2 separate regions of the Homo sapiens genome follow, and region 2 is linked to region 1. A link is an interaction called in ENCODE POLR2A ChIA-PET data of the cell type or tissue named here. Cell type or tissue: Caco-2. All regions are shown on one strand. Links, peaks and the distances in the headings refer to the core of each region. The heading gives the core; the rest is flanking DNA. Region 1 overlaps EPAS1 (endothelial PAS domain protein 1). Region 2 holds the start of LOC124907762 (a long non-coding RNA gene).

Region 1 (16,230 bases), core at 6,983-14,982:
TGGGCACCTGTAATCCCAGCTACTTGGGAGGCTGAGGCGGGAGAATCGCTTGAACCCGGGAGGCGGAAGTTGCAGTGAGCCGAGATCACACCACTGCACTCTGGGTGACAGAGCAAGACTCCATCTCAAAACAAGCAAACAGACAAACAAAACACACACACACATCCTTCTTAAAGACAAAAACACCTCTGGCTGTCTGCATAGCTTCTGCCTGCCTCTGTGGAATATTACACATTTTAAATTCCCCAACTATTGCCTCACAGCCAAGAAGTTCACTTATAGGCATTGAGATGAATCATTCACAGAATGACTTAAATCCAACTAAGAATGTGTAACTGCTGAACATTCTGATTGAGGTTCCAGACCGTTTGTGATGCCACATGTTTGTTGTAACAGGCAGAATCATCAGTAATACTTTGTTTCTCTTTTCTTGAAACTTTCCCTCCAAGTTTCCATCTTAATGCTTTAAATCATGACAGAATCAAACAAGCTCTGTGCCCTCTGCCCCTGACCCCCGTGATGGCATGAGCTTCACCAAGCACCCCCATTCCCACAGAGATCTGGGATAAAAGGCTTTACAGAATCCAGAATCCAGCTCCGTTTCTGAGCTGTTATCGCTTCATAGCACAGGCTGTCTTTTTCTCTTCCTACACGTAGAGCTAGGCACACATAGATGGGTAGTGCACTGTCCCTGAACTGAGGCTCTCTCAAGTCCAGGCTACCTTCTGCCCAGCACCTACTTAGTGTAGCTTATCTTTTAAAATAAGCCATCCTGCAAAGAGCAGGGTTCCCAGTGGCCTTGAGGTTTGTCAGAAGTTCTCTAGAATTGGCAACTTAGCTGTGACCTCAGAAGTCTTGGCTCTGGCAAAGCAAGGTCTTTGCGCTAAAACAGGCTCAGTGCCCATGGAGATAATCACCTCTTGTAATATCCACACAATCATCTCATTGTCAAAGCACAAGGAATGCAAAAATAGAAGAAATGCCACAATAGGGTTGCCCCATGGTTCAGCTAAACCAGGATTCTGCTTCCGGCTGAGGGCACCTTGGGACACCTTAGGAGGGATGGTCCCAAGCATTGTTCTGGAGTTCAGCCCCTGTTGGCAAGACCTGTCCTCCTACAACCATAGCCTCACGGGGCCTGATTTTGCCCCATCTTTTTGGGACTCCTTTACCACCTCCTTGTCCTGGCTAACTCTCCTTTGTCCTTAAATTCACAACTGGGGAAACCCTTGAGGAGTCTTTTTTTTTTTCCTCCCCATTTTGGGTTATGTCATCTTTCTTGCTCCCAGAGCACTTGCTCCTGACTTCTGTAGCAATGGCCTCAACACTATTGAGTGTGTAGTATTTCTTAGGCATGGTTCTCTGCATACATGTATATATTATTTATTCCTCACAGAGGCTCTGTAAGGCAGGCACTCATAGACGCTGAGGTTTAGAGAAACTTAAGTAACTTGCCCCAGGTCATAGAGTAAGTGTCCAAGTCCTCAAGCCCGGGCAGTCCTGCTGCATCTGCATGGCACATGCGCTTGGCCTGGTCTGCTCAGTGTGTCTCCCTGACTGGGCTGTCAGTTCCTGGAGGGTAGGGATCTGTCTTCCCTTCTCTATCCCCAGTGCCTGGCATGTAGTAGACACTCAGTAACTGTCAAATAAATGAAAGCCCTGGCTCATCAAACAAAGACCAGATGTGATTTAAATTCCAAGGAGCCATACTTTTTACAAAAATGCTAAAATGCCAAGAAGTACTTTTTCATTAAAACAAAACAAAACTGTTTTAGCTATGTAAGGGTGGCCTTTTAGAACTCTGACTGCTTTAGATCTTTCCTCTAGGTGGCATAGAGTTGTGGGGTTTGGCAGACCACCATGGGAAAAGAACAGATGCATTTGTCAGAATCTCTGTGGCCATCAGACGTCACTCCAATGAAGCCAAAGCTCCGAGGTTTAAAAATAATTAAGGGAAATAACTAAGCGGAGAGACAGAAAAGACCACTTCTTAGTTGATTCTGGAAAAATGAACCTTTTCTTTCTACCAACCGGCACCGAAATTCAGAGTATCCTGGACACAGCTGAGAGACTACTCAGGGAGAGCCACTGCAGTCACACCCCACCTCCACTTAGGTCTCCCTACACTCACTCTAATCTTCTAAATCGTTTAATCAGACACGGCGCTGCCTCTGAGGCTTCAGGACTTTCAGGCTGTTTTTTTTTCCCCGGGCTTAAAGTCTTTCTCTGCTGCTGACTCACATGTTAATTATTGCTTTGCATAAAGTAGAATTAGCAGTGCTCCTGCACTCACCTGCCTGCGTGTTATACAACTGTTTTATCTGCTGGACAGAACTGAGTGTGCAGGCCGGCCTGCCATGGTGTCACCAGCGGCCCTGTCTTCAGCTGCCAGGGCAATGAGCATCGCACAGAAACCAACCATTGCTTTAGAGGCTCTGGGGAAGAGGCTGTGGGGTGTGCTCTGCTTGTCCCAGGAAAAAGAGGGTTAAGTGCCAAGTTTTGACCAAAATCTTATAAGAATGGTCCAGGAGTTTCAGTTCCCTGTCACCTGTCAGTGTTAATGGACAGAACTGGTGTTTCACAGAAAAAAAAAAAAAAATACGTGTGTGTGTGTGTGTGTGTGTGTGTGTGTGTGTGTGTGTGTATCAACTTGTTTTCTCTTTGGCTGCTGGGCTGGATAATGAAGTAAAGATGACATTATCTCTAATAAAAGTGATTTGCAGAAATCACTGACGGGACCTCAGTAGCAGAGATTCGCCATTAGCAGGCTAGCCAGATAAGAGGGGCAGCTGGGTTCTGTTAACCCCCTCCTCGTCTGATGTGTGTCTTGCAGGGAAGTCAAAGGCGGAGGAGTAGAGTAGAGTGGACTTTTTGAAGTTTGGGCTAATGGACAGTGTTTTTTCCAAAGTGTGGGCTGTTCTTTAGCCCCACTTGCTGATCTTTAGGGATGTCATTAGGTTTTCATTTTTGTTTTGTTTCTTAGGATTTTTGTGTTAGTGGCTTTTTCCCCCTGGGGCTTGGCCCATTTTCTCACCTCTATGTTATATCACCAGAAGGGTGGAACCCTGGCCAAGCCCTGGCATCCTCTGCCAGAAATCTGAGTCCAAGCAGGGCACCTACACATGTGAGGTGAGGGCTCTGGGCCACGGGTGTTGGGCAACAGATTGTTCTGTAGTGTCGAGGAGGTGGGATCTGAGGCAGAAACCTCCCTGGCCTCTTAAGGATGGGACGGGTCAGGAGGGGAGGGGTCTGCCCTTGTCCGGACTTGTTCACCTGTGTCAGTGAGAGCTGACTAGCAGCTGGCTCACGAAACACACCCATGATGTGGACAGCGGGCACAGCCAGCTACTTCTGTGTGAAAACATCCTTAGTATACAGGGATTTGTTTCCTGGGGACAGTGAGGAGTCATGGGGTGTTAAGCAACCTAGTGATGAATATAGCCACCATCACTCGCCTTTATTAATCCACTTTCTACTGGAAGCACTAAAGCATTGGAACTCTGCAATACCCCCACAGCTGGGGGACCGTGACTGATTTAATCTTCATGCCAGCTCACCATACCATAACTGAAAGGGCTGTATGACACTATTATTGTTGGAGTAAGGTACTTTGATACATGAGAGGTTTGACATTTTGCCTGTGCCCTCAGAGAACCTTAAAACTAGGACTAACAAGGTGACGGTGCCTTGCAGTCAAGTAGCACAGATTGTCTAAGTGTTCCAGGCAGGAGTGAGGAGGAGACACCAGTGTAGGCTCGGTAAGATGCTCAGAAAAGCCTCTGTGGAGGTGGCAGGCCTATGTTGGCTCTCAAACTTTAGGGTTTAGAAGGTCAGAAAGGAAGAAGCACTTCAGGTGGAACAAATCAACTGGGGACATGGCTGGGCAGCAGAAAGGGGTGCGGAGTTTGGGGGTGGCAGGGCATAGTGTGGTCTGGCTGGAGTAAGCGTGGAGCTACAGGATCGTAGGAGCTAAGTTTGGAAAGGGCTGGGAGACCTCAAGGAGCACGTCCAGCTTGGACTTCATCATGAGGATGGTGGGGAGCAATTTTCATTTTAAAATGGGGGAGCGACAAGCTGAAAATGGTTTTGGGGAAAGAGTGGTGGGCTGGCGAGCTGTTCCTTGCCCCAAGATCTGACTCAAATTTTATTCTTGGTCAGTGGTAAAGAAAGTGAGGGGCAAGGGAAACAAACAGAAGATGGGGACTAAGGTCTGTGGAAATAAATAAAACACCACCAGAGCCAGAGGAGGCGTGTGCCCTGGGTGAAGTTTGTTTTTCATCCCATGGGTAACATTTATGAGTTACTGTTCAGCAAGAATGCCTTGCGGAGGTCTCTGTGGACTGAGCTGAGGCTCCAGCCTGTGGCAGCCCAGGAATTGCTGCCATATTTAGAGCTTCCAACAGAGGGTTTCATTTTCCTTGGCTTTGGTGCCAAGAAAAGAGGGGTTCTCACACTTGCTGTCCAGCAGGGCCAAAGCATGACCAGCAGGAGGAGCATGGAGGTTGGGTTCTGGCACTGCCCACCACCTGGCACCTCAGCCACTAATCAGACAACAGGCTAGGCAATTATCCGGGCATCTGACTTTAGCTACCTGTCCTTTTGTTTAAAGCCCTTTCGTGTGCTTGGCACCTTATGGATACTCAACAAGGTCTGTTTAATGAATGCGTTCTCCCCACCCAGATTCTCAATGCCTTGCTCCCTGTTCTCTAGCCTGTCTCCCGACCACTGGCACCTCTGCCCATTCCCAGTGTGTCTTTGTCATCCCTCTGCCATCCTGATTGCCTCCCTGTATCCTGCTCTTCTTTCAAAGCCAACCTCCAGCAGAGTTCTCCCTGTCTTCTCCAGCCTTGCAGGCTTTCTCCTCCCAAACTCCTACAGCCCTGACTGTTCAGCCCATTCTTCAGGACTTGGCTCTTCACCTCTCTGCAAGCTCCCTGAGGTCAGGCATAGTTGTTCCACATTTCATTCTACTGCTCACAGCCCCATCGTAGGAAGAGAGAATCATTAATATATATTGAATGAGCAGAGGGAATAAGCCATTGCTGGGGGAAAAATACAGTTTTATTTCCCAAATTGCTCAATGTTATTTGAGAGCATGATAATAAATTTGGAAAAGACTTTTAGCATTTCCTGTGGCTTTTGATGACTTCTTTACAAAGGAATGGAAATGTGCGCAGACATCTCACTTCTCATCAGAGCAAGAGAGGGCAGAATTGGGGGAAAGCAAGTGTTCGCGCTGTGGCATGAATCAGATCCCACAATACTAGACATGTGACCATGTGAACAGGCCTCAGATCAGGATTCTTTATAAAGGAAGCCCAGGACAGATTCTCTACCAGCTCTCTCCTCTTTCACTTTTCCTCTTTCTTTGCTTTCCTTTTTTTAATAGGGAGGGGAGAAGGGGTTATGAGGATGGGGGTAGGAGAGTGAGGGATCCCGTGCTTTCTCCCCCTTCTCTTGCTGTTTTGAAATACTTTAAATTCCAGGAACCAGAAGTTCTGGCAACATGTTGGGATTAGTAAGGCAGATCCTAGGATATTTCACTATTAGCATGTGATCAAGCATCAGTCCTGATTAAAAGTCTAAACAAATGTTTTCTTTGAAATTAAAGTGTCTGAAATAAAGAAGAGAGAACTGACCCTTAAAATCATATTCTGTACTTGAAAAGAGTTCTGACAACTGTCTGTCCCGGTTATGTGCACCCCCGCCCCCCACCCGCCTTTTTCCATCCAGAATGTTTGACGACACTGCCAGGGGAATTTCTGCCCCCTCCTTCCTGTATATACCCAGTGCTGGCCTCTGAGGCAGTCCAGCTCTGTTTTCTCATGACACAGTGATTATTTTTGGCATTGCAGATATTTTTTCTAATGTTATTACCCAGCCCCCTTCTTGGTTGCCTTTTGTGGAGCAATCTTTTGGGTAACTCCCTGTAAATTTGAGGGTTAATTTTAGTTCGGTGTGGTAGAGGAGGCAGTGGGAGAGAGGAGGAACGACTTCTACTCCGAAGCGCCCCACCCCCACCTTAAGAGGAGCCGGAGAGGTCCTCTCACGCCCTGCTCATGAAAGAGCTTGCTTTCACCAGCTCTGTGCTCACCATTCATCCTTTCTGCCGGCGGGCTTGAGGATATGGATATCCAGAGGTGACGCTGGGGGCTGCACCTCGGGGATGGCATCTTAATGACTTGACTTGGCGGGTGTTAGAACAGCCCCATTCAGAGTGAGTTCACTCCCTGCGCAGTTGGCTCACTCGGCCTCTGTCCATAGAGTTCTCTTGTTCACGCTGCAGGAGGAAATGGAGATTTCCAAGTGGGAAGGAGCCTTCCCGATGCTTTAACTCTTCACTGAAGGGAAGAGGAGCTGCAGAGAGCGAAATAAAATCTAAGCCGCCCCAGCTGCAGCGCCTGGGAGAGGAGCAAGGCTGGGCTGGGGATGGAGGCCAAGGCAGCTGGGATCACTTTTTCTTTCCTCCTTGAGAGGGAAAGGAAAAGAGCAAAGGGCATTTTTGATTGTCTTTCACAATCAGCAAATATTTACCCAGTTTGTCTGCCCTAGCCCAGGTTCCACTGAAGGATACACGAAAGTGGAAGATGTTGTGTCTGTGCCCTTCCCCTGGTACTTACAGCACAGTTATAGGAGTAGAACGTTTGCATAGAAAAGCCACCAAGACAGGGAGGCCTTTAATAAGGGCCTATGAGTAGTGTGGGCAGGAAGTACCCTGGAGAATGTTGCTAAGGGGCCAGGGACACTGCTGGAAGAAGTAGGGCTTGGGCTGGTCCTAAGGGGTGGGTTTTGAAGAAATAGGAAGGAATAAAATGATACAGGTAGGGAAGACTTGAAGGAGGAGAGGGACATTAATGTAGGGCTTAGTAAAATCCCATAAAGAAAGCTACAAAGAGAACAGGATTCTTCCTGGCCAGAGAGAAGATTGGACTTGTTGGACTTTACGTGCCTCAGATTAGGATGGCAGCAGGCAGCACTAACCCTGCCAGATGGCATCTTCAGTCTCAAGATCGCACGTGTTCCTGGGTCTCTTTCTACTCAAAGTGTGAGGTCACAGACTAGTAGAATCAGCATCCTCTGAGGGTTGTTAGGAAGGCAGAATCCCAGGCTTCAGCCCAGATCCTACTGAGCCTGCACTGTAACAAGATCCCTGGGTGATTCCTGGCCACAGCAAAGGTTGGGAAGTGCTGCTCTGGGTGACTCCACAGGCAGCTGTCAGCAGCACTAGTTCAGACCCCAGATTTGATTCACAGAGGTGACAAAACACCAACAGACACACACACCTTGAGTGTCCGCAGGGTGACTCTTCCCAGATGGAAACCGTCTATTCTAATTAAGAGCCGGGTTAGAATTCTTAGGAAAGATCTAGAACAGTGAGCAGCTTTGAGGAATCCACAGAACTGAAGTCATTGACGTGGTTTTTATCCGATGTCTCCAGTTTGTACCACTTTGTACTACTGATGCTTTAGAGGACACCAAAAGAACAGGTGTGGGGTTCTTTCCCTGAAGAGTATGTGGTCTAGTTAGGGAGACAGAAGCCACAGAAGTGAAATCAAGGAGAGCAACACAGGGCCAAATCGTGCGTGTGTAACCTCTGAAATGGGACTTGGAGGAGAAGTCAGTGCAGGTGAGGCTTTCCTAGGGAAACGGATGCATGGGAGATCTTGAAATATGAGCCTAATTCAGACAGGCCTGGGAGATGGAGAGAGTATATTCCAGGCAGGGAGTGGGAGGGGCAGCAGCAGTAGCTAAGTCCCCCCTAGAGACTGAAGTGGGGCGGGAAACTGCTCCCCACTTGCCCCACGGAGTTTGCTTCATGCCGAGGAATCCGTTTTACATCTCAGGCCTTTTCTTCTTGATTCAACCGCCGTGCAATTTCTTTGTCAATTTTCTTAGCTGAAGGCAGTGTTGTAGGAACAGGATGGCAGCACAGGCAGAAGGGTTTGAGCCAAACCACAGATGGTGTTGTTGGAAGCTTGTGAGATCCAAAGGAAGAAGGCTGCTGATGGGTAGAAGCCCTAAGGAAAAAAATCTAAATCAGATCTGGTAACAGCCTGGGTGTGGGGAAATACCTTCAAGCCCAGAGAGGTGGCACCAAAGAAAACAGTCTGGTGAGAAGGAAACAACCTGTGGCAGCTGTAGACTCCGCAAGCAAAGCACAAACCTTTTTTTTTTCTTTTTCTTTTAAAGACAGACTTCTCCAAGCTGAGAACTATCCCAAGGGGGCTGGTGTGCCAGCTGAGGGGCTGGCCTCAGGCAAAATGGTGGCCAGCGTGTCTCACTTTGCTGCTTCCCAGACCAAGTGTATGTTTCAAAAAGCTCATCAGATTTAGTATCCTAGAAGGCTTCACCCTCAAGATGCCCAGCTCAGCTAAATCTTTTGAACCTGAGGGACTTGCTTATTGGCCTTGTAGGGAAGGTCACCCAATTACAATCAAGAATATGGGATTTAGGGTCAAATGATCCAGGTTTGAGTGCTGGCTCCATCACTGGGTGATGGCTGGGCATGCCACTAACATCCTTGGGGTCTGTCTCCTTATGTGTAAAATGGGAGTGATACACCTGCTCTGCAAGATTGATTCAGGATTAAACAGAAGCAATATGCTGAGAGTTCTTTACTAACTGGAAAGAGTCACATGTGGTTGTTTCCTAGTTATATAGTCAGTATCTCAGCTTGCGGAGGTTAATTAGTCTCTTAGCTGAAGGCTGCATGGTGTCAGGGGTCGGGCAGTGGCAGACATCAGAGGCCACAGAGAGCAATGGAGAGCCACGCAAATGCCTCCTGCACCCGCTGGCTTTCTCCCTGCTTTTTCATGAGTGAAGACAGCACCGAGTCTTCTCTATACATCCCTGCAGTGGATAAGATGAGGGGTGGGAAAGATGGAAAGAACACTTTATTTTTACAGTGGGGGAAGAGGTCCTGCTCATCAGCAAGGGTGGCCCTCTTCTCAGAACTGGATTAGAGTCAAAGGAAGCCACCAGTTTTAGCACAGCTGGTCTTCTCTTCAGATGCTTTGACCTGCGTATGCATGAGGAAGAGAAGCAGCCTAGAGAGAGCTGGCCATGGGAAAAGGAGGCTGAGCCTGGTTCCAAGGCTGAGACTGTTGCATGTTCTGTCTTCCTTCCCTCTGATACTGCCCTCTGAAGCACCGTGACCCATGCTTTGTGCTCAGTAATGCTGGCTGTGGTCCTGAGGATGCCAGTGTAGCCAAATCTGCCAACTCAGCTTTCATGGGGTGGGGGTGGGGTCACTGTGAGGTGGCTACGGGGAGCTGGCAGCAAGCTGGATACATATCTTTTATTGTAAGAAGTAAGCAATACCTGATGCCAAGGTAGTTGTCATGGCATTATTTATAACAGCTAAAAATTAGAAACCATAACGAAAAGCAATAAGGGAATAGTAAAATGCATTGTGGTTCAGCCACATGATGTGATATTGCTGGCTATTATGAATATTTTGAAAGAATTCTTAATGGGATATCCTGTTAAGTAAAAAGAGCAAAGTATTAATTTATAAATCCAATGAGATCTCAGCTCGTTTTCTTCATACCTTTTTGTATTTTTGAAGTTGCTTATACTAAATATGCATTACCCTTATCTTCACCACGGCATTTTTAAAAAGGAAATTATGTGTTGGGAAAAGCTAGGTTATATGATGGACAGATAATGAAGGTCTGTTTCTAATCGTGCCACATGGCCAGTGCTGCTTGTCAGCAGGCGCTCTGTTCACAGGGCCTTGAAAAAGCCAGAACTCGGGGCTTTTGTTCCAGTTCCACATACTCCCATTACCTTTCTAAACCTCAGTTTTTCCTTATCTCTAAAATGGGAATGATGGTAGCTGCTCTTCCTAGCCTACTGTGTGAAATTTACAAATTTAGTTACAGATTTCCAGATTCACTCACGAGTGTTTTAGACTGTAGTGTGTGATCCAAATGTAAAGTGGTATTATTCACTAATATGTAGAATAAAGAATGCCCCACTGTCTTAGCCCATTTGGGCAGCTACAACAAGATACCGTAAACTGAGTGGCTTATAAACAACAGAGTTTCATTTCTCATGGTTCTGGATGCTGGGAAGTCCAGTGTCCAGGTGCCAGCAGATTCAGTGTCTGGTAAGGGCCCACTTTCTGGTTCATAGCTGTGTCTCCACATGGTGGAAGGGGTGAGAGGGTTCCCCTGGGCCTCCTTTGCGAGTGCACTAATCCCATTCATGAGGACTTCACTGTCATGAGTTAATCACCTCCCAACGGTTCCACCTTCAGATACCATCACATTGGGAGTGGGGATTTCAACATAAGTATTTTGAGGGGACGTAAACATTCAGACCTTGGCACCCACTAAGGCTTGGGCTTGATGAAGCTAAGCACAGGGACAGTTCATTATGATTATTCCTGTGTACACACAGCTTTTCCCAGCTGGGCTGGGGAGTCCACGTGTCCTCCGGTTACGTAAGGAGCTGGGTTATCTGGAGCCCCAGATGGGCTGCTTAGTAATCGAATCTGCTGCTCTTTTCTACAAGGCTGCCTGGGGCTGAGAAGGCCAGAAGATAAGTATCTCCAGTCAACCCAAGCAGAATTGACCATTAGAGGGCCATGCTGGGTGAGCCCCAGACATTACTGTCAGCGCTGAATGCAGTCCAGGCCCTCTGCTCCAGGGACACAGACCGTTAGAGTAGGTCAGAGAGCTGGAGGCTCAGCCCCAGCGGAGCGGAGGTTGGGAGGCTGAGGTATGAGATGCTTTCCAGGATTCCTCTTTCAGGGAAGTGGCAAGTGAAAGCATTTGTCCCTGTTTTAACCACTCCAGTCTCATGTCTTCTCTCTTCTTTGTCCCCTCTTGTAGACTTTTGATATACTAGTGTGGATTATTAGTCTTATCTCCCAGATGGGCTGTGGTCTCTTTCAGGATAGAGACCATGCCCCTCAGGAGAGGTGTGTGTATTAAAGCATATTAATGCCTTTTTTCTCTTGTCAAAGTCTGTCTGATCTGGCCAGCTCCTCCTGAATTTGCTAATTTAATATTTTCCATTCTGAATTTGTAACTTTTTGTTGTTTTGCTTTGAGATGGGTTCTCACTCTGTCACCTGAGCTGGAGTGCAGTGGTGCATGGCTCACTGCAGCCTCGAGCTCCCAGGTCAAGGGATCCTCCTGCCTCAGCCTCTTGAGTAGCTGGGACCACCGGTGTGTGCCACCGTGCCCAGCTAATTTCTAACTTTTTTAGAGATGGGGTCTTGCTGTGTTGCCCAGCTGGTCTCAAACTCCTGGGCTCAAGCAATCCTCCTGCCTCAGTCTCCCAAAGTGCTGTGATTATAGGCATGAGTCACTGTGCCTGGCCTATTTTCTGTTTTCACTATCTAACATTGATACCTTTCCTCCCTTTGTGATAGATTCCCCTACTGATCCCTGCAGCCTTTGGACATCAGAATGTACCTAGAACACTGACCACTGGAACACTGCCTTCATCTCAAACATTTTTGTCACTCCTTTGGAATGGCCCTCACAGCCAAGACCATTCTTTTCAATACCTTCAATTGTGGCAAAGTCTTATCTTTTGAGGGCACATTTTATCCTATCAAACAACCACAATCCATCCACAGCTAAGTCTGGTGACTAACGGGGTGGGTAAACTGGATAATATTGTTTGGGGTTTGAAATGAGGTGTGTCCTTTGAAGAGTTGTGACTGATTTTCTTATGTGGCTCTGAAGTTAATTCTAAAAGACTTCCCAAAAGACAGAGCGATGGCCACCTACCAGCATAAAGTTATAGGCTTCTCCCAAGGTGGCTTCTTTGAAGGGTAGCCACCTTCTGTGTGGCATCTATTTCACATGTCTCATTATTTTCATCTCCCTCTTCCTATTAGCCATAGCATCTGGTACAGTGGTGATCACACCAACTCCTAGATAAATGACTGTTTGGCTTATGATGGTGACTTCAAATTTGCTGGACACAGTGAATATGGACACAGTGCATGGTAGAGGGAAAGAGTGTGGTTAGGTTTTGGAAGTGGACCTGGGCGTCAGTCTTCCATAGACACATGATCACAGGCCTGGAAATCTATGTTTTCATAAGTCCTCCAGGTGATTCTGATGCAAGCTAAAATTGAGACCCACGGCTCTGCAAAACTGGGGCCAATAACACTGCATCATTTAAGTGAGGATCAAATGAGACCATTTATTAAATGCATCTGGCCCCAGTGCTCAATAAATATGTTTCCTTTTCATCCTACTCTTTGAGAAAGGTGACATAGCTGTTTGCATCTCCAAAAACATTTAAGTCCAACCCCATCTGCCTCCCCCCACCACACACACACCCACCCATCCATCCTTCCTTTAAAAACTGGCTGCTTTGGAACCGTGGTCCTCAGCCCTGGCTACACGTGGGGAGCTTTTAAAACTCCCATTGCCCAGCCTGCACCTGAGACCTATTAAATCTGAATCTCTGGGGATAGAGCCCAGGCATCTGTTTTTTAAGGTTCCTCTGGTGACTCCAGTGAGCAGCAAAACTGAGAACCACCGACTTTGGTTCTGCCCCAGTTAAGTATGGGGACCAGTGACTCTTTCTCATCTCTGGAACCTGGAGCTGGGTGTGTTTCTCCTATCAGGCAGCCCCTGTACAGCAGCCACAAGCCTCATAGAAGTGTCACTAGACCTCTCCCAATTGCATTTGACCTTTATTTCCTCCATTCTCAGCTTCTTGCAAATTGGCTCCAGCTTGGAATTTCACCACCAACCAATAGACTGATCCCAGCTGGCTTAATTAGCCTCAGTCATCTCTTTACCTGCTGAAATCCATTCTGTTTCTAAGCCATTTAACCTTATAGGGTAATAGGCATATTGTTTTGATACCTGAATGGCCACAGGCATTAGGCATGTGAGTCCTAATCACTCTAAAAGTCTAGCTAATTAGGCAGCCAACCCCTCTGTGTTACTGGTGACAGACATCTTGGGGCCTCACTCCAGGCTGTGTTCATATGGAAGTCAGGAACCAAGATCATCTTGACCAAGAGCAGATCATCCTTAGATTCATGACCTAAGTAGCGATCCCTAAGCCATGCTCGGAGCAATGACCTAAAAGTTAAGATGTTTTTAAGATAACGAAGCTCTGGGCAAAGAGGTTTTTCCTGGATGAACTGTAGCATATCTCTGCTGACAATTTTTGGACATTTCAGTTTTGTTTTATCTTTTGACTGGCTGCCTGGTGCTTAAGTGGTTGTTAACTTTAGCTGGGATCAAACGTTTCAGAATGTGAGTTTCCACCTCGGGGAGAGTAACTATAAATTTGTGCATATGAAAATGTCCAGGGGGAAAAAAAACAAACCCAAAACAAACCCAAAACAAAAAGAAACACCTTTTTCTCCACCTGCGGCATAGATAGATACTGTGGCAGGGTTGGACCTGCTGCTTTTATGGAACACTGCAGAGCCACATCTGATAACATTCCCCCACCCTCCCAGCACTACTGTGACCGGCACCTGTGTCTGCTAAGGCCCACAGCACTTAGTCCCTTCTTCCCCCGCCGACCCCATCTGAACTCTGATGCTGGTTCTTAGTCCTACTCTTAACATTCCAGGTGTTCTCCTAAGGTGAATGGGTGCACACTTAAAGACATGAGGCTCCCCTCATGAAATTTTTGTCACTGTATTTAAAAAAGTATTAGCCCTTCTTCCCAAAGTATGTGTGAGCATCCAGGTTGTGGGAAAGTATCAACACAGCACAGGGAACATCAAAGTTGTACAGTAAATGATAGTCTCCTTGCTGCCAATGGAAAAACTTTTGATCTTGGACCCAGAAGAACTAGGTTTGAGACAATGTTTTTAGCAAATTATTTAATCTCTCTAAATCTCCACATCCTCATCTATTAAATGGAGATGATAGTTTCTATCTCTCAGGGTTGTGAGAATCAAATGAGATAACACATGTTAAGAAGAAGTGCTTTCTGTAAAGGCATTATTATTTGTCCTTTTAGGTTCAGCTGAAATCCCACCTCCCTGACTTTTGAACCAAGAGGCTGCCTAAGATTCTCAATCTTCCTTTTTCTGGAAGCTAAGGTGTTGCTGTTTCTTTATTTCTTGCCAAAGCCACTATCTCCTACAGTTAAGCAGTGAAAAGAGTATTCGCCTAGGAAGAGCAGGGTTCTAGCCCTAGCTCTGCCACTGATTAGCTGGGTTGCTCTAGGCAAGTAACTTACCTGCTCAAGTGTCTGTTTCCAGATCTGTGAAAGGGGAACAGTGACAGTACCTGTCTTGCCTACCTCACTTGGTTGCAAGGATGGAATTAGATAGGGATCCCCTGTGTGTTTCCGGACTTCTAAGTGTCTGCTCACTGACTATAAACCCTTAAATGGCTTATGTAGGCATTGGCTTTGTGACATTGGGCAAATGACATATTATTTCTGAGCGTCAGTTTCCACATCTCTAAACTGTGTAAACAATACCTACTTTATTTTGTTGTTAGGAAGAGTATAATGAACTAATATATGAAAGGTTTTTGATAGAGCACCAGGCACAAAAAGCACAGCAAGACTCATATATCAGATGCCATTGTCAGAGCATTGACTCCAGATTGCCTTTTCCCTACCTGGCTTTTCCTCTCTGCCTCTTCTTCGAGGAAGGGGCCAATGGCAGAGGGAAGCTTTGTGCATGCAGATATTGGCGTTAATGCCATAGCCTGTGCTGGGATTGCTTTTGCTTCAGGATGGCTTCCCTTGGCCCCTGATGACGAGGTTATGTGTTGATGATGCTTTTGTTGGAGAGCACAAGGGTTAGTAATGAAATCCAGCATCTTTCACCTGACCCTCCTGATCCAAAGGCATGATGTGTGCGGTTTCAGCATCCTGCCCTCTTCCCATCTTCCTTTCCTGTGCCAGAATACTTGCAATTCTTTAACTTTTTCTCCACAATCAGGTCAGGATTAAAATGCACGTGGGAGGGACTAATATAAAAACTGCCACTAAAGGTCTAATCAGGGCAAGTCCTGAGAAGGTGGGGAAAGGGGGGTGCAGGGGTAGGTGTCCTGAAGGTTGGAAGTCAGGGAGAGAGGGAAACAGGGATTAGATAAAGGAAGCAGAGAAGGGAGACATGACGAGAAAAATAGTTTCACTCATTTCACAATTTTTCTGAAGGTTCTTCTTGACCATCAACAGCTGTTGGACGATTCATCCTTTAATCCGAGTATATGATGCTTAATCCATCCACGGAGCTGGATAGTCTGTCTTTTTAAATGAAGTATGTTGTAAAATCAAAACAGTGCTTCTGCCCCAAATCTTGAGGGATTTGAGAGGCATGCTCACATTCCATGAATCCCAAAATACAGATTTTCTGTCCAAATAGCAGGCTGCAAAGCCAAACAAAAGGAGAAGCAGCCTCTGGGATCTCAGATGGCAGGACAGAACGAGCCAGCTAGAGCTGATTGGATTGAGGCCTTGAAACCTATGAACTTCGCTGGATGCTTTTTTATTTTATCTTATTTATATTTTTATAGAGACAGGGTCTCACTATATTGCCCGGGCTGGTCTTGAACTCCTGGGCCCAGGTGATTCTCCCATCTGGGACTACAGGTCCAAATACTACCATGCCTGGCTTAGATGCTTTTTAAAAAAATAAAAAACATACTTGTTTCTTCATTAAATACGCAATATAGGTTATTTATAGAAACACAAGAAAATACAGATAAGCATTACAAAGCAAAACAAAAACCAAAAAAACTCCCTTTAACCTCACTACCATGCAACTGCTAACATTTTTGAGTAGAAGGAGACAGGACAGTCATTGGTGGTTAAGTGCCATGATTCTGGGGCCCACCTTCCCAGTGCAAAGCCCGACTTCCCCATTTACCTGCTGGAGGCCACAGGTAAATTACTTGGCCTCTATGGGGCAGTTTCCTCATATGTAAATTAGGTATAATAATAATAATAATAATGCCTACTTCCAAGGGCAGTTGTGTGAGTTTAAATAAGCCAAGGTAGTACTGCTTAAAACAGTCCTTGTAAGCACTATGTCTGTGATACCTATAATAATAGTTATTATGCATCTAGCCTTTCTCCTATATAATTTATAGGAAGTATTATGTATAATACATTTCTGTGAAAATAGAATTGTCCTGTACTGTTTTGTAACTTTTTAACTCTTATGATTGTCTTTTCATGGCCATCTTTTTAATTAGTATTAGCTAACATTGATTGCTTACAGTTGGAACAGGCTTAGTGCTAAAGATTTTACATAAATTATCACATTTAG
Region 2 (16,230 bases), core at 3,500-11,499, 64 kb after region 1:
AAATCAAGGATGCATGTTGTAATTACTAGAGCGATCATTAGAACTGTAAAATAATGTAACAATGACAAGCTAATAGAGCGGGGAAATGAAATCTCAAAAAAAAAAAAAAAAAAAAAAAAACGTGATTATTCCAGAAAAAGGCAAGAAAGGAGAGAAAAAGAAACACAGGGAGGTTGGATAAGTACAAACCAAGTAAGATGCTAGCTTTCAATCTAAATATATCAGTCATTGACCAGGCGCTGTAGTTCGTGCCTCTAATCCCAGCACTTTGGGAGTCTGAGGCAAGAGGACTGCTTGAGCCCAAGAGTTTGAGACCAGTCTGGGCAACAAGGGAAACCCTATCTCTACAAAAAATTAAAAAATTAGCTGGGCATGGTGGTGCATGCCTGTAGCCCCAGCTACTCGGGAGACTGAAGTGGGAGGATAGCTTGAGACCCAGAGGTTGAGGCTGCAGTGAGCCATGATCATGCCACTGCACTCCAGCCTGGGTGACAGAGAACCGTGTCTCAAAAAAAACAAATATATCAGTAATTAAATAATATGAGTGGGGTTAAATATTAATAGTTCCATTAAATGACAAATATTACCAGACCAGGTTAAAAGATATATAAAGACTGCTTACAGGAAATATGCCTTATAAATAAGGATACAGACAGGAGACAGTGAAAAGACAAAAAGAAACCATGCAAACACAACTCCCTCCAAAAAAGCTGGTGTAGCATACTAATATCAAATAGGTAGACTTTGAGGAAGAAGCATTAACCAAAATAAAGAGTGACTTTTCATAATAATAAAAGGGTCAATACAATAGGGAGGTTTCATAATTCTGTATTTGTATGTACCTAATAAGCCTCAGGAATTAATACTACCACAAGGAAAACTAGAAAATCTATAATCATAACAGGAGATTTTAACACATCTCGCTCAGTAACTGATAGAACAAGCAGAAAAAAAAGTAAATGAGGATCAAGAAAATGAAAAGACAAGCAATAAAAGGGAGAAAATAGTTACAAATCATATATCTGCTAAGGGACTAATATCCAGAATGGATAAAGGACACTTACACCTCAACAACTGAAAGGAAAATAACTCTATTTAAGATTCCTCCAAATATTCCTCCAAAGAAGATATACAGATGGCCAATTAAATGTATCAAAAAGACACTCAATGTCATTACAGACATGCAAATTAAAACCACAATAAGATACCCCTTCACACATCACTATGCTGACTAAAATTTAAAAGATGGGCAATAAAAAGTGTTGCTAAAGATGTGGAGAAATAGAAACACTCATACATTGCTAGTAGAAATGTAAAATGGCATGCAAAGTCCTTTGGAGAACGGTCTGGCAGTTCCTCAAAGAGTTAAACAGAATTGCCATATGACCTGCAATTTCACTCCTAGATATATACTCAAGAGAACTGAAAACATATGTTCACATAAAAACTTATATACAAATATTTACAGCAGCACTATTCATAATAGCCCAAAAGTAGAAACAACCTAAACATCCATCAGCTGATAAATGAATAAACAAGATGAGGTGTAGACATACAATGGAATATTATTCAGCCATATAAAGTCATGGGAGTACTAATACATGCAACAATATGAATGAATCTCAAAACCATTATGATAAATGAAAGGTGCCAGACACAAAGGCCACATATTACATGATTCTACTCATGTGAAATGTCCAGAATTAGTAAATTCAAGGAGTAAATTAGTAAATTACTCCAATGTCCAGAATTACTCAATTTAATTAGTAAATTAGTGATTGCCAAGGGCTGAAGGGATAAATAAGGAGGGTTTCTCTTTGACGTGATGCAAATGTTCTAGAATTAGTAGTAATGGTTGCACAATTTTATTAAAATACTAATTGTACGCTTTCAAAGGGTGTATATGGCATGTGAATTACGTCTCTATTTTAAAATAAAGATATGAGGGACTGAAGTATACAATTTAAAAACAAGACCTAATTGACATATTCTGTGCCCAAATACAGAATAAACATTCTTTTAGATGCATATAGGGGAATTTACGAAAATTGGCCATGTGCTAGACTATAGTGCTAGTGCCAAGGAAGCCATAACACATTTCAAAGGTTTAAAATGACTCACCATATATTCCTTGACCACAATGAAATTAAACTAGAAATAAATGACCAAACATAGGTTTAAGAATCACCGAGTGTTGAATTTAAGCAATACACTTCTAAATAACCATGAATCAAAAAATACTACTTTGGAAATTAGGACATATTTTGAGTATTAATATAAATGGTGTACCAAAGCTTCTGGGATTCAGTTAAAGCCATGCTTAAAGGAAAATTTATAGCCTTAAATGGATGTATTAGAAAAGAAGAAAGGATGAAAACCAATGCTGTAAGTACTTACATCAAGCAGCTAGAAAGCAAACAGTAATTGAACATCACAGAAAAATAGAAATAAATGAGGAAAACTTAATAATTTATTAATAGAAAACAAGTACAAAATAGAGAAAAATCAACAAAGCCAAAGTTAGTTCTTTGAAAAAACTGATAAAATTGATAAACACCTACCAAGATTCATCAGGAAGAGACAGAATGGGCACAAATTACTAATATCAGGAATTAAAATTAAAGATTATAGAAGAATATTTGAAACAATTTTATGCCATTAAAAACTAGGTGAAATACACTAACTCCTTGAAAAAAATCAAACTGATCAAGACTGACACTAGAAAATAGAGAAAATATGAATAGTTCTACATTTACTTTGAAAAGTGAGTCCTTAAATAAAACATTCTAAGAAAACTTCAGTCCCAGATGGCATAACCACTAAATTCTCCCAAATGTGTGAGGAATATCATTCTGTCTCCAATACATTTAGAGAATAGAAAAAGAGGGAACACTTGGAACTCATTAGTGAGGCCAATATATCCTTGACATCAAAGCTTGGCAGACATACAACAATTTAAAAAAATTGCAGGCCAATCTCTCTCACAAGCCTCAATTCAAATATCTTCAAGAAACTATTATCAAATCAAATCCGGTGGTACATGAAAAGGACAATGCATTCCAAGTAATCTGGGTTTATTACAGAGATACATGTTTAGTTTAATAAAGAACAATTGGATCAATATAATTTATCATATTAACAGAATAAAGAAAAAACCTATCTCAATAGATGTAGAAAATACATTTGATAAAATTTGAAATGCATTATTTTATTAAAATAAATTCTTAGCACATAAGCACAGAGAATAACTTCCTGACTCTTATAAAGAATATTTATTTTAAAGCTTGTATAAAACATCATACTTAATGGTGAAATCTAAAAGCTTTCCCCTGAAAGAAACAAGACAAGGATGTCAACTATCATCACTTCTATTCAACATTAAATGAGATAGAAAAAAACAAAGTCAGTTTCTCCTATTCCCTACTTTCACAGTCACTCAACACAAAACTTTTGACACACCAACCAACCAATTTTCCAGCAGACACCAATTGGATGTCCTATAATTCAACACAATTCCGACACTACCTACCTGGAGATAGTATCAGATCCTACAGGTTGAGGGCTCAGTCCCACAGTATTGTCCCCGACTTCAGATGCTAGTCACAAGTAATAAGCTCTACCTATACTTCTGATGGACTGGAAATAAATCGGGGATTCCTGTAAACCCCTCGTTGGGCTCAATAATTTTCTGCAGCATCTCGCGGGACTCAGGGAAACACTTTACTTATGTTTACCCATTTATGATAAAGGATACTACAAAGGATATAGATGAACAACCAAATGAAGGACATACATAGGGCAAGGTATGGGAGAAGGAACGCAGAGCTTCCATGCCCTCTTCAGCAGTGCCACCCTCCAGAACCTCAGTGTGTTCAGCTATTCAGAAGCTCCCTGAATCCAGTCCTTTTGGGTTTTTATGAAGTATCCATATTACTTAGGCATGATTAAATCATTGGCCATTGGTGGTCAACTGAACCTTCAGCCCCAGAGGTTGGGGGGATTGGGCTGAAAGTCCTAACCCTCTAATCATGTCTTGGTCTTTCTGGCAACCAGTCCCCACCCTGAAGTTATCGAAGGGCTCTCCACCACCTGTCATCTTCTGAGCATACAGAAGACACTCGTCATCACTCTGGAGATGTCAAAGGTTTAGGAACTGTCAGGAAAAGGGGATGAAGACTAAATATATATTTCACAATATTACAAATATTGTACTAAAAAACCTAACCAATATAATAAAACAAAAAAAAGGTATGAAGATTAGAAAGCGAAAAAAATCCTATTATTATTTACAGTCTACATGACTGTATATACAGAAAATGCAACAGGATTTTCAGATAAATTATTATGGTTCATTGGTGAATTTAACAAGATTGTTGAATTCAAAGATAATATACAAAAATCAATTATCTCCAGCAACAAATAAATGAAAAGGTATATTTTAAAATGATTGCACATAAAATAAAAATGCGCATTTTTATTGTACTAATTCAATTAAAAATAAGAAAAAATCTGAAAGACATACAAGAATGTTAAATACAGAACTTTAGAAAATATGGAGAAAAATAAAATACCAAAATAAATCCCATGTTCACGGATTGGAAAAGTCAGTATGTCTAAGATGTCAGTTCTCCTCAAATTTGGCTATATATTAAGAACATTCCCAATCAGAATAGTAGTAGTTTATATGTATATGTATGTTCATAGTCAAAAATTTATTCTAAAATTTATGTGGGAATGCTAACAGCCAAAAGTATCCAAAACAATGTTGAAAAAGAACAAAGTTGGATAATAATGCTACTGGATATCAAAACTTATTTTATTGGCTGGGCCTGGTGGTGTGACCCTGTTGTCCCAGCTACTCTGTAGGCTGACGTGAGAGAACTGCTTGAGTCCAGGAGTTCAAGACTGTAGCGCACTATGGTACCTGTGAACAGCCCACTGCACTCCGGCCTGGGCAACATAGTGAGACCCAGTCTCTTCATTAATTAATAACAATAAATTTCAAAACATTATTTTAAAATGACAATAATTTTGACAGTGTGGTATTGTGTATGGATCGGTGAATAGATCAAATAGAAAAGAAAAAAACTATCATTGTTATCATTATTAAAAAACTATCACTAGCCCAGAAATTAACCTACTCATATGTGGACACACTGCATGACAAAGGTAACACCGCAAAGCAAAGAGGAAAGGTCAGTCTTTTCAATAAATGCACTAAGTCAATAAGATATTCATATGGGAAAAAATTATTCTTGGCTCCTACCTCACACTAAATATAAAATTTCCAGGTCAATTAGAGATCAAAATGAGAAAAATAAATTAGACTTCTAGAAGATAACATAAGAGAAAGCCTTCATGACCTCAGTAGGCAAGACTTATTGAATATGAAGAGATGATCCACAGAATGGGAGATAATATTTGAAATATTTACACCTAACAAAGGACTCATATCCAGGATATAGAAAGAACTTCTCAAATTAGTCCCAACAACAACAACAAAAAAGACAAGTGACCCAGTAGAAAAATGAACACAAGACTTAAATAGCTACTTCACAAAGTTTTTATGGCCGATAAAAGTAGTGCTTAAACTCTGGAGTCATTAGGAGAATGAAAATTAAAACCACAATCAGAAACCACTTACATACCCACTAGAATGGCTAAAGTTGAAAAAACATTGTCGTAAGTACCAAGTCCCAGAGAGGCCATGAAGCAACTGGAGCTCTCAGATATTACTGGTGGAGGTGAAAATTGGCACAACCACTGGGGGAAGCTGAACGTACGCATACTCTCTTACCCGGTTATTCTACTCCTGTGTATACCCAAGAGAAACGAGTGCATTTGACCTGCAAAACACAGGTTTAAGAACATACCTAGCAACATTATTTCCAATGGCTCCAGACTAAAAAGAACCCAACTGTCCATCACTAGAAAAGTGGACAAAAATCATGATCTACTCATAAAATGGAATATGCTATAGCAATGAACATGAACAAACTACTGCTACATGTAAGAACATGGATGAATTTCATATATGCTGTGTCAGAAACCAGAAACGATAGATTACAAATTGTGTAAATTTCATGTAACGGTACAGGCAAAACTAACCTAGACCATTAAAAGTCAAATATTAGTCATCTTTGGGCAAAAGGGTGGGTTGTGACAAAGACGGACAGAAGGAGGGCTTCTAGGATGCTGTAAATAGTCTAGTTCTAACCTAGAAGATTATATAGATACGTTTCACTTTGGGAAAATTCATCTAGCCAAATACTTACAATTTCTGCGGTTTTCTGTGTGAATTTTATACCTCTATAAAATTTTATCAATAGAAAAAAACTTTGATAAAATATTATTGATGAGTATGTAGTGAGACAGGCACCCTATATGTGTTAGAAGTATAAACTGTAAATATCTCTGAAAGGCAAATTGGTCATATCTACACAAATTGAAACGCTATATATATCCTTTCAACCAACAATTCTACCTAGGATATTTACAGTTATACTTCCACATATGCAGAAAGATACAAATAAAAGGATTTCCATCCTTTCATGGCCACATCATTTTTAAGCCTAAACATCTAAAGGCTTGTCTGAATAAATCACGGTGCATTTAAACAAGAAAATACCAGTGTTTAAAACAAACAAATGAATGTCAACCAAATCTGGCTCAAGTCCATGAAGTCACATTCTAGGTTTACATATGTTAGGACATCTCTGAAAGGGCACTTAAGGAGCTAGCAGGAGTGGTGGTCTCTCTGGCATGCACTAAGGGATGGAGCCTCAGGGTAGAAGGAGGATGATCCCCTGTACCCTTTGCAATTTGCACCATGTCAGAATATAAACTTGTTAATCAAAACAGAAACATAGCCCTAGCCTTACAGTGGAGTCCAGACGTGACAGCATATAAGATGCCAGAGGGCAGGGCTTCAGAGGCCATAGGGTCCAACTTTTCATCACAAAGGTGAAAAGACTGAGGTACCCATGATCTGCATTCCTTCAGAATGGAAAAACACATTACCTGGGAGGTAAACACACCCAGGCCCCACCACCCTCCCATCTAAGTGCAGATGAAGCTATCAGATAGCAGCTAAGGCCCCAGGAGATGTGCGCAGCAAAAGCAGGTTTTCTGGGAAGTCGGGGGTAGGGCTGCAGGTGACAGCAGTGGGGATAGGAGGCAACCACATAAGGTCCCGGTGGCACCCTGGGCAGACTGGAGGTGGGAGAAACAAGAGGCAACTACTGATAAAGTTCTCCTGCTTCAAAGTAGGCTCGGGATACAAGAGCTGGTTTCAAATCCAGTCGCTTCTCTTAAATGTCTACATCCATTCATTCACTCAATCAATTATTCATCCATCAATTTTGTGCACGAGTGATACATACTAGGATGTGGGCTGGGCGTGAAGAATATAATCAAAAACAGTCCTTGCAGAGCTCAGGAGTTACTACTATAGCACATACTGGCCCAGTGCAGATAAACTGTGGTGGTCTATTGAGATGACTATTGACAATCCCCTCTCTTCTTTTTAATGTTCTTTTGTAATTTAATGAAATGTGAATATAGCATGAAAGTGTACTTTCATCCTTTGTGCTCAACTGAAATATACCTTTTTAATCTTTTCTCAAAATTTATTGTGGTATAATTGAAATTCAATGAACTGCACACACTTAAAGTGTATGAATTAATCACTTTTGACATACATATACAGCTATAAAAGCATTACCACAATTAAGATAGAGAACATTTCCATCACCCCAGAATGTTTCCTCATGTCCTTGTGTAATTACTCCCTCCTTCCATCCTTATCCCCAGGCAACCGCTCTCCTCTAGAAACCCTTTTTGGAAATAAGGAAGACTTCTGACTGCTATCAGGCCAATCCCTGGAGGGCAGAGGTGAGGAAGGTAAAGAAGTATCAGGAAATGGGGATAAGTATGGAGATATCATAGGCCCAAGGCCTAAGGAGAACTGAAGGGCAAATAGCTTTAGCAACATATAGGCATTTAACCCTTGCAGCCAACGTAAGAGAAAGGTTCATTATCCTCCTTTTCATGAATGAGGAGACAGCCTCACAGAGGTTAAGGAGCTGGGTCAAGGTCACACAGGTAGCACGTGGCAAAACTGGAGTCCAAAGCTCACATTGCCCAGCTAAGTGCTTTCCCTCCGGGACTTGCTGAGGTCCCCACCTGCACCCCAGGGGTAGCCTGCCCAATGTGCACTGAGCCTAGCTGTGTCCAGTGGGATTCCCAGCACCTCTCCCCTCATCAAGAACACGGACTTCCCACCCACCCTCATACCCCAGCCCCATCTGATGCTGAGACCAAGGAGCCCCAGCCACGCAGGGAGACAGGCGCCTCCCCAGGGAACTCCCCAAGTTGCAACACTCCGGCACAGGACCCATGTTGGAACAGTTTAATGCCACCTAAAACCAAAACAACAGCAGGCACATGCATCCAACATTTACCTCCTGAAAAATTACCAAGTAATATGCAAATACTTTCTTCTTCCCCACACCTGCCTCATCATCACATGAAGATCAAGCAGGGGTTGGGTAAGTCAGGGTCAGGGCAGGGTTGAGGAAGAGGAAAGGGAGAGACCAGGTGGGGGTGACATGGCTTACAGAGATCCCTGGGAGATACTACTTAAAAAAGAAGTTTAAGTTACCAGTGGTTTTGCATCTGGGCAAAGTCATTTTGACACAACCACACCAAAATGGCTACATGTAAGCGGCTGAAATATTCCAGAGCCCTCTCTGAGCCTCAGCTTCCATAAGCAGTGTCGGGTAGAGGCTGCAAGAAGCATCTGGGAACGAAACATGTCACAGGCTTCAATTCCTCCAGAAGCTGAGAGACAGAGGCGGGGGACACATCCACTCGGTGGAACAGAAAACTGAAACGAAGAGACACGTCCTAAATTTTCAGTGACTGGCGTTAGAGTTACCAGACTTTCTGGGGTGGACACTTGATGGGTAAAATGATTCCTGACTCAGTTTCCTTCTCTGCGTAGTGGACACGATACCCCAGCTCCTAGGCTTTCAGGACTCGGTGGAACCAGGTGTGCCATTTGCCAGGCCTAGCACCAGCACAAGACCTTCAGCAGTAGCTCCCTCCTGCCCCACTGCCACTCCTGCCCACACCCCTGATATCCGGGCCATCAGACTGAGAGGTGCTCTCTGGATGCTGTGGGAAGTTAGCAGCAGCCTCACAATGCCCCTCCTGGGTCCATCTCCTTTATCCTGTGTATGGATTGGTTACAGTCATGGGGACAGGGTGGCCACTTGTTCTGCATTTGGATTCCTTGTTACTCTTTTCATCATTTGAATTGGGAAGCAAGGGGCTGTGGTTACAGAAGGACATCCCAACAGGATGCACTGTTGGTGTGTCTCCTGCCCTTACCCCCAACACCTTTCTGCACTCTCCCTTCCTCCCCCAGCTGGGCAAGAGCATTAAGGTGTGATCTGACTCACTAAGCTGCCTTCTCCCAAACAAAAGAGAGCCAGAGCTTTTCCCCAGCCCACTGGCAACGGTATGGCTCCTCTACCATCAACAAACCTAATCAAGAACTGACCATCAGGAGTTCGAGACCAGCTTGGCCAACCTGGTGAAACCTTGTCTCTACTAAAAACACAAAAAATTAGCTAGGTGTGGTGGCAGACACCTGTAATCCCAGCTACTCTGCAGGCTGAGGCAGGAGAATCGCTTGAACCCGGGAGGTGGAAGTTGCAGTGAGCCGAGATCGCGTCACTATACTCCAGCCTGGGCAACAAGCACAAAGCTCTGTCAGGAAGGAAGGAAGGGAGGGAGGGAAAAGAATTGACCATATACACATGAGCCTTGTGCAAGCGAGGAGGCTTCCAGCAAAGGAAGAGAGTGAGGGTGGGTGAGGCTTCAGGAAGGAGGCAAGTCTTAGGTAAGTCTTGGAAATGGAGGGCCAAAGGTTGATGGAAGCAAGAAGGCATTCTGACAAGTCCTACAGATGACATTTCATTCACCAGCTCTTTTGGTGTAACAAACGTCTATTGGGCACCTACCAGGTGCCAAGCACTGTGGGCCATGGGGATGTGAGAATGAACAGAACACGGTCCTTGCCCTCCAGAGGTTCGCCGGAAAAAGCACTGTGACTAACACATGTTGTGGCAAAGCAACAGTAGTCACCAGCACCAAAGGGGAGGCACCAAACAGTGCCTGGGGAGGCCAGGTGGGCATCAGTGGGAGGGCAGTGCCTACGAGGGGCTTGAGACATAGCGTAGCAGTCAGGCGCAGGTTCTAGCACTGGCTGCATGGGTTTGCACCCAGGCTCTGCCAGTTACTAATTCTATGAGCTTGGTCAACTTACCAACCTCTCTGTGCCTCAGTTTCCTCATTTATAAATGGTACCCACTTCAAGAGGTTGTTGAAAAGATTATATGAATACATGTAAATCACAGTTAGTACAGTGTCTGGCTACTGGGTCTGTAAATGTATTTAAGATTGTCTTTCATGCAATTTACCTAACAAATGTGCACATGTACCCTACACCTAAAAGTCAAAAGAATTTAAATTTAAATTTAAAAAAGATTATTGTCTTGATGGCAAAGCAGGCATCTAGCAGGTAAAGAAGGATACAGGAAAGGTGTAAAGCAGAAAGCAGGAACAGCACGAACAAAGGCAAGGAGACGGAAGCGTGGGCCGTGGTTTGGCATGGCTGCTACAGGGGAGTGTGTGGTGAGAATTAAGCCAGAAGGGTGAGCAAAGCCCAGGTCTCGCCAGGCTGCGCACACCTTGGAGGTTGTGGACTTGATTCTGGAGTTGATAGCGAGCTCCTCCGCCTTTTTGTAATGATCGGATTGGGCCGTTGTATTAGGATTGTATCAGATTTGGGGACTGCATCATGCAGCTGGCTCAGGAGCTAGGAACTCACTACTACAGAAAAGAGAGAAAGAGGCCCTAAACTAACACAGGGCCGCAGGAATGCAGAGGCAGCAAGGACTGCGGCCTAGAGATGACTAGATATGGGCACGGGCAGGACACAGGGTGGCCTGGGTGAACCACTGAGCCACAAACCAGGACCGGGGAGACTGCAGCATGAGCAGGTTTGGGGCTGGAGAAGAGAGACAATAAAATAATAGGTGCTAGGCCAAGATCTAGGAACTTTATATGAATTATTTCATTTAAATCCCACATGGGGGGACCTTTGAGAAGGGCACAGCTATTATCCATATCTATAGATGAGAAAACTGAAGCGTAGTGTGATTGAAAACCCTGTAAGAATCAGAGCTGTGATGTGGTTTTCAGAGCCTGCATCCTCATTTCTGGGCCCCACGCTGACTTGGAGACACCTGAGGGCAGAGGCTGGGCATCTGGGGCTGGGCAGAGGCTGGGCATCTGGGGCTAGGCAGAGAGGCCTGGGCTGGAAGCTCTCTGTCGAGCCACAGGAGAGATAAGACTGAGATTGGCAGGGAGTGTGAGAGAGTGAGGAAGAAGGCAAGGCCGGACCACGAAGAAAGGGGCTGTCACAGAGGGTGATGGGTAGGCAGAAGTCCAGCCAGCCAGGAACCCATCCCAACCCCGGGATCCAGCAGGAGCCTTCCTCAGCCCTCTCCCCAGCCCACAGGGAAGGAGTCCAGCCCTAAAACTTGGCCTTTTGCCTACCTGCCCTGCCCACAGAGCACACACAGGCGGCCTGGCCCTCCTCCCGCGCCTAGAGCTGGTTGCACAACCACCTGAGCTGGTGAGGCAAGGATAGCGTTCCCTTCCTCCCCAAGAGGAGTCCAGAGGCAAGGGTTAAAAGGATTAGGCTCAGCTTTGGGAAACAAAACCAACTCTAAGTGGAAAAACACCAGCCCTCGCTGGGCTATTGTGAGGCGCAGTCATGGTTCCCAGTCCATATGTGGACAGGGCCTAGGATCTGTTGACAAAAGTGACTCAGGCGTTTACCTCAGGCCCAACGCCCGCTGGCCCAGGTCCCGTCTGGGTGTGTCATTGGCTCAAGTGAGGTCCCATGAATACACACACACACACACACACACACACACACACACACACACACACTCTGGAGCCAACTCTCTGAGTTACCCAATCCCAGCCAATTCACCTGAAGCACCTGGCATTTCTTTCATCACCCAACAGGTCATTGTGCTGAGCTGTCAGTGCAGAGGAGGCTTAGCTGGCTCCATCATTCACATCACAAGCTTCATAAATTCCTGAGGAGAGTGCCAAAGGCCGAGATTGCTGCAGCACTTTCACTGGGGGAAGAGGAGAGGCTAAGCAGGCAGGTGGTCAGGGAGAGCCAACAGAGGGAGAAATTCCAGCCTCCGCTTACTCCCCCTCTGTCACTTGGTTCCACCACATGTAGCGGCAGTGTCTGGCCCCAGTGTGCTGAGAGAAAAAAGAGAAAACACACACAGAGAAGTGGGGATCACAGAACATGGAATGTGTGTCCTCAAGGGCCCTTCCAGACCTTTAATTAGTGTGGCTCTCTCATTTACAGATGAAGAAACCATTTGTCAGACATTCAGCGGGTGAAGGACAAACAAGAGACAGAATCCAGGGCCTTCAACGTCCTCTCAGTGCTCTTGCCCCTACATCACACAGACTCCAGACAAGCAGGACTGGAAGAGGCTAAGATGACCACGAGCCTGACCCCACACCTGCTACTGGAGAGACCCACAGCCTCCTCATCTGGGCTCTTCTGGCCACATGGCACAGCCTGGTGGGGTAGGTTTTACTCATTGTGGCATCTCTGGTACCTGGGGCACAGTAGGTTCTCAGAAAATGTTGCATGAGTTAATCTAATGGAATACCAGTTTATCCCATATGGAAGTATGCTAGCCGCTTTTTTGGAAGCCACGAGAAATTTAAAGCAGACTTTAAAAAAAAAAATCATGTATCACTTCGCTTCAGCCTGACAAGATTTTTTCTGGCTGGACAAGAATTCTTGACAAACCTGCATTTAGGCAGGTAAGTTCCCCTTGTGGCATACCTGAATTGCTCTCTCTCTCTCCCGCAAGCAGGTGCCCAGGAAGCAGGAGATGGAGGTAGGTGAGACAAGGCTTTCCCAGCTAGCCGTGGTGGTGGGAACACCATGATCAGCTTCCCCACGACATACCCAGCAAACAGGAATCTTAATGAAACTACCAGAGCTGCCCGAGGCACATGCCCTGCTCCTCTCATCTTTGGCACAGCTGAGCATGTGTTGGCCAATAGCCTATGCTGTACCCAGAACGGGTGCCCAGGATCAAGTGGAACCTTCCTGGTCAGCTGGGAAGACAAATGCTGAGAACGTTTCTTTACCAAACATTCCTGAGTACCTCTTCAGGGCCAGCCCTGATCCAGGCCCTGAGGATACAGATGTGAAGGTATATAGGCCTGCTTCTGCTCTCATGGGGCTCAGAACCCTTCTTACTGTTCCAGAAACACAAGGGCAGCTGTGTTGATGTAGCCACGCTGGCCCCATTAGATGAAGTTGGACAGAGGGATGGATGAATGAATGCACGTGGTGAAGAGGGGAGGTTCAGGGCCTTGCTGAAAAAGATGAATATTAAAAAGCAAGTTAAGAGATAACAATGCTTGAGAATCATCAGAGCAAACACTCGCTGAGCCTTTCCAGTGTGCCAGGCCCTGTGTGGAGTCCTTATATGTCTTTATTCACTTAATCCCTTACCTATGCTGAGGCCATTAACTGTTATCATCCCCATAAGAAAACTGAGCCCAGAGAGGTTGCTAAACTCACAGAAGTCACACAGCTGGGAAGTGGCAAGTGAGAACTGGAACCAGGCACCAGGGCCCTGGTGCTCAAATGACCAGCTGGCATGCTTCATAGCTCCCTTCAGAGGCTTCTAGCCGTGTTAAAGCTTTGAACTGAATGAATCAGGTGGGATCATACATGAGTTGACAAAAGGGTGGTAACACCAAGGGACCTCAGAGGGTGACGCTGCTTTGGCATTTCTTAGCAAATTTACCATGATCAGAGTCTGGCCTTAACTGACCAGGAAGAGGACTCCGTCATTCATGCAGAGATGAAAATACTTATTAGTAATCAACTGATGCTGATCCAATGCAGAAGAGAGCTATAAAATCCCATCTAAATGCATTCATTTACATTGGGTGAGGTATATGAGTAATAGTGACCAGAATGCTCACTGCTGTCAGGGGTCACCAACCCAGGAATGGGGCATGGCCACTGTGAGACAGGAGTGAAATCAGCACACAGGAAGCAGAGAGCACAGGAAAAACAGGTCTCTTGCTGAGGCAGTCTGCCCCAAAGGTATAGCACACCTCTCTGGTCATGGCCCACTAGACCTTTTGCTGGGCAGTGGGGAACCATCTAAGAACCAGACCAACCTAGGCCCTGCCTCACTGAGTGTATGGTCCTAAGAGAGAAGCCAGACACTAAACATGTCATTACGGGCGGGTGACAGTTACCCAAAGACACACTGAGGATGCTCTTGCAAAAGAAAACTGTATGACCCACATTCCCCAGAATCGAGTCTCCTCTTGCCTGGGTAGACCTGGGTAGACCTACAGGGAGCTCACCATCAGATTTGTTCCTCTGATCCCCACTTTCTTATATCCCATGATATAAGACAGATGACACACTCCTGGCTCTTAATGGACCTAAATGACCTCTCCTGTCTCAACCTGGGACATCCAAGTGAGCTCAGTTCTTTCCCTGTTTTTGTTCCAGGAGGACAAATTCATTATTTTGGGCCAATTCCAGCTCTGCTGAACCTGCGTCTGCTACTGGAGAGACCCCAGAGCACACTTCCCAACCTCCTTCTCAGGGCTCTCAGGCTGCACAGCTCTGCCTATGTCCTTGTTCCCCTCATTGCCAAGTTTCAGGGGAAACTGTCAGCCCCACATATCACCAGCTGCCAGTGTCTATCACAGAGAACTGCAAAGACACAGAGTGATCCAGCTTGTTGGAACCAGAGGGATGCTGGGAAATGATGTTGCTATACTGTGTAGACAGATGATTACACATGAGCACCCTGGACAACCCAGGAATGTCCTGGAAGCACCTGCTTCACACCCAGCCCTGGTAGACCAAGAAATCACACATTTGGGCAGCTAATTTCTCTAAGTTATTTTCTCTGCCAAGCACAGAAATGAACAGACCAAAAAGGGCAGGAACAAACAGAGCCAAGAGTTTATATGCTCCTGATTTAAGACACAAAAATAAGAGAAATAGTCCCACTGTGCAAATAACAAATAGACCAACCCTTACTCCCCAGCCAAATATTGGTATTTCCTTTAAATTTTTGACTAAAATATCTATGCTTGGGGTAGTGACAGACTTGTGGCTATTTGGCCAAAAGCTGTTCTAGGTCATAGGCAGCCATTAAAATTATGATTTTCAAACAAAAGTTACAGATTTAGATTGACTTTTGAGCCCAAAGTTATTTTGACGTTTCATAAAATAAATCATCAGATAAGCACATCACATTATGTTGACAACAGTGCCCAAAATGGTTTTACTATTTTTAGTATTTATATTTATCATTTTATTTTTATTGATTTATAATTGTATAATTTATAATTAAATAATATCTATATTTGGGATTTTTAAACAGCCAGTATAAATAGACAAGAATGGAACAGTTACAACCATGTATATGGCAGGCAATATGTAAGGCATCTTTTTTCCTGGAATGTGTGATTTTTCCCCTGAACGGTGATTAAATTCATCTCCCAAGAAGCTTTTGGTTTGAATCCAGGTAGACCAAGCAAAAAAAGAAGACAATACAGCATAGGACCCACAGTTTGAAACTTGTCAGCTAAACAATTCAGATCGTCTCTTTCTTCAGTCATGGTCACTGTGTGCTCAGTCAGCTCAGCCTGTAACTGATTCCTGTCCTGAATCAAATGCCAAGGACCCTGTTCTTAATACTCCTGCCCTGACTTCCCCCAAAGGTGTGACAATGGCAGTGTGAAGTAGGAAAAAGCTGTGCCTGGAGCCTGCCTGCACCTCTTGTAAAAAAACTGAACTGAGAAACGCCAGCTTGCAATTCAATGCACAAAAATTGACATCCATTTTAGAAGCAATGCTCAGTCAGCTAACTTGTTGGTATTTGAGGGGGTGGACAGCTGCCTTTTCCAAAAAGAACAACGCTGCATGGGACAGGATCCTACCTGTAGAGGTAATAAGGAAAAGGAGGCTGGGTGTAGTGACTCACACCTGTAATCCCAGCACTTTGGGGGGCCATGGCCAGAGGATCGCCTTGAGCTCAGGAGTTTGAGACCACCCTGGGCAAC

The links. Peaks named below come from ENCODE experiments on the same cell type or tissue, not always from the same donor. Only the 100,000 strongest peaks of a DNase experiment are listed, where the experiment ranks them.
Region 2: POLR2A ChIA-PET joins it to region 1 with 10 read pairs; 4 of 35 experiments call an interaction of 5 or more read pairs at or near these places.

The regions. Positions count from the first base shown.
Region 1 is chr2:46,329,690-46,345,919 of GRCh38, forward strand. The region is part of intron 1 of EPAS1 (endothelial PAS domain protein 1); the gene reads left to right. Among named protein-coding and RNA genes, the nearest start is that of EPAS1, 40 kb to the left of the region's middle. In Caco-2, for the core only: no CTCF peak of the experiment used is centred there; a DNase peak (open chromatin) is centred at 10,552.
Region 2 is chr2:46,397,339-46,413,568 of GRCh38, forward strand. It overlaps LOC124907762 (a long non-coding RNA gene), which reads right to left and starts at 15,432. Exons shown (of 2, transcript XR_007086306.1): 1 at 12,071-15,432; 2 at 8,396-8,887. RefSeq lists an enhancer at 11,528-12,102. In Caco-2, for the core only: no CTCF peak of the experiment used is centred there; a DNase peak (open chromatin) is centred at 7,081.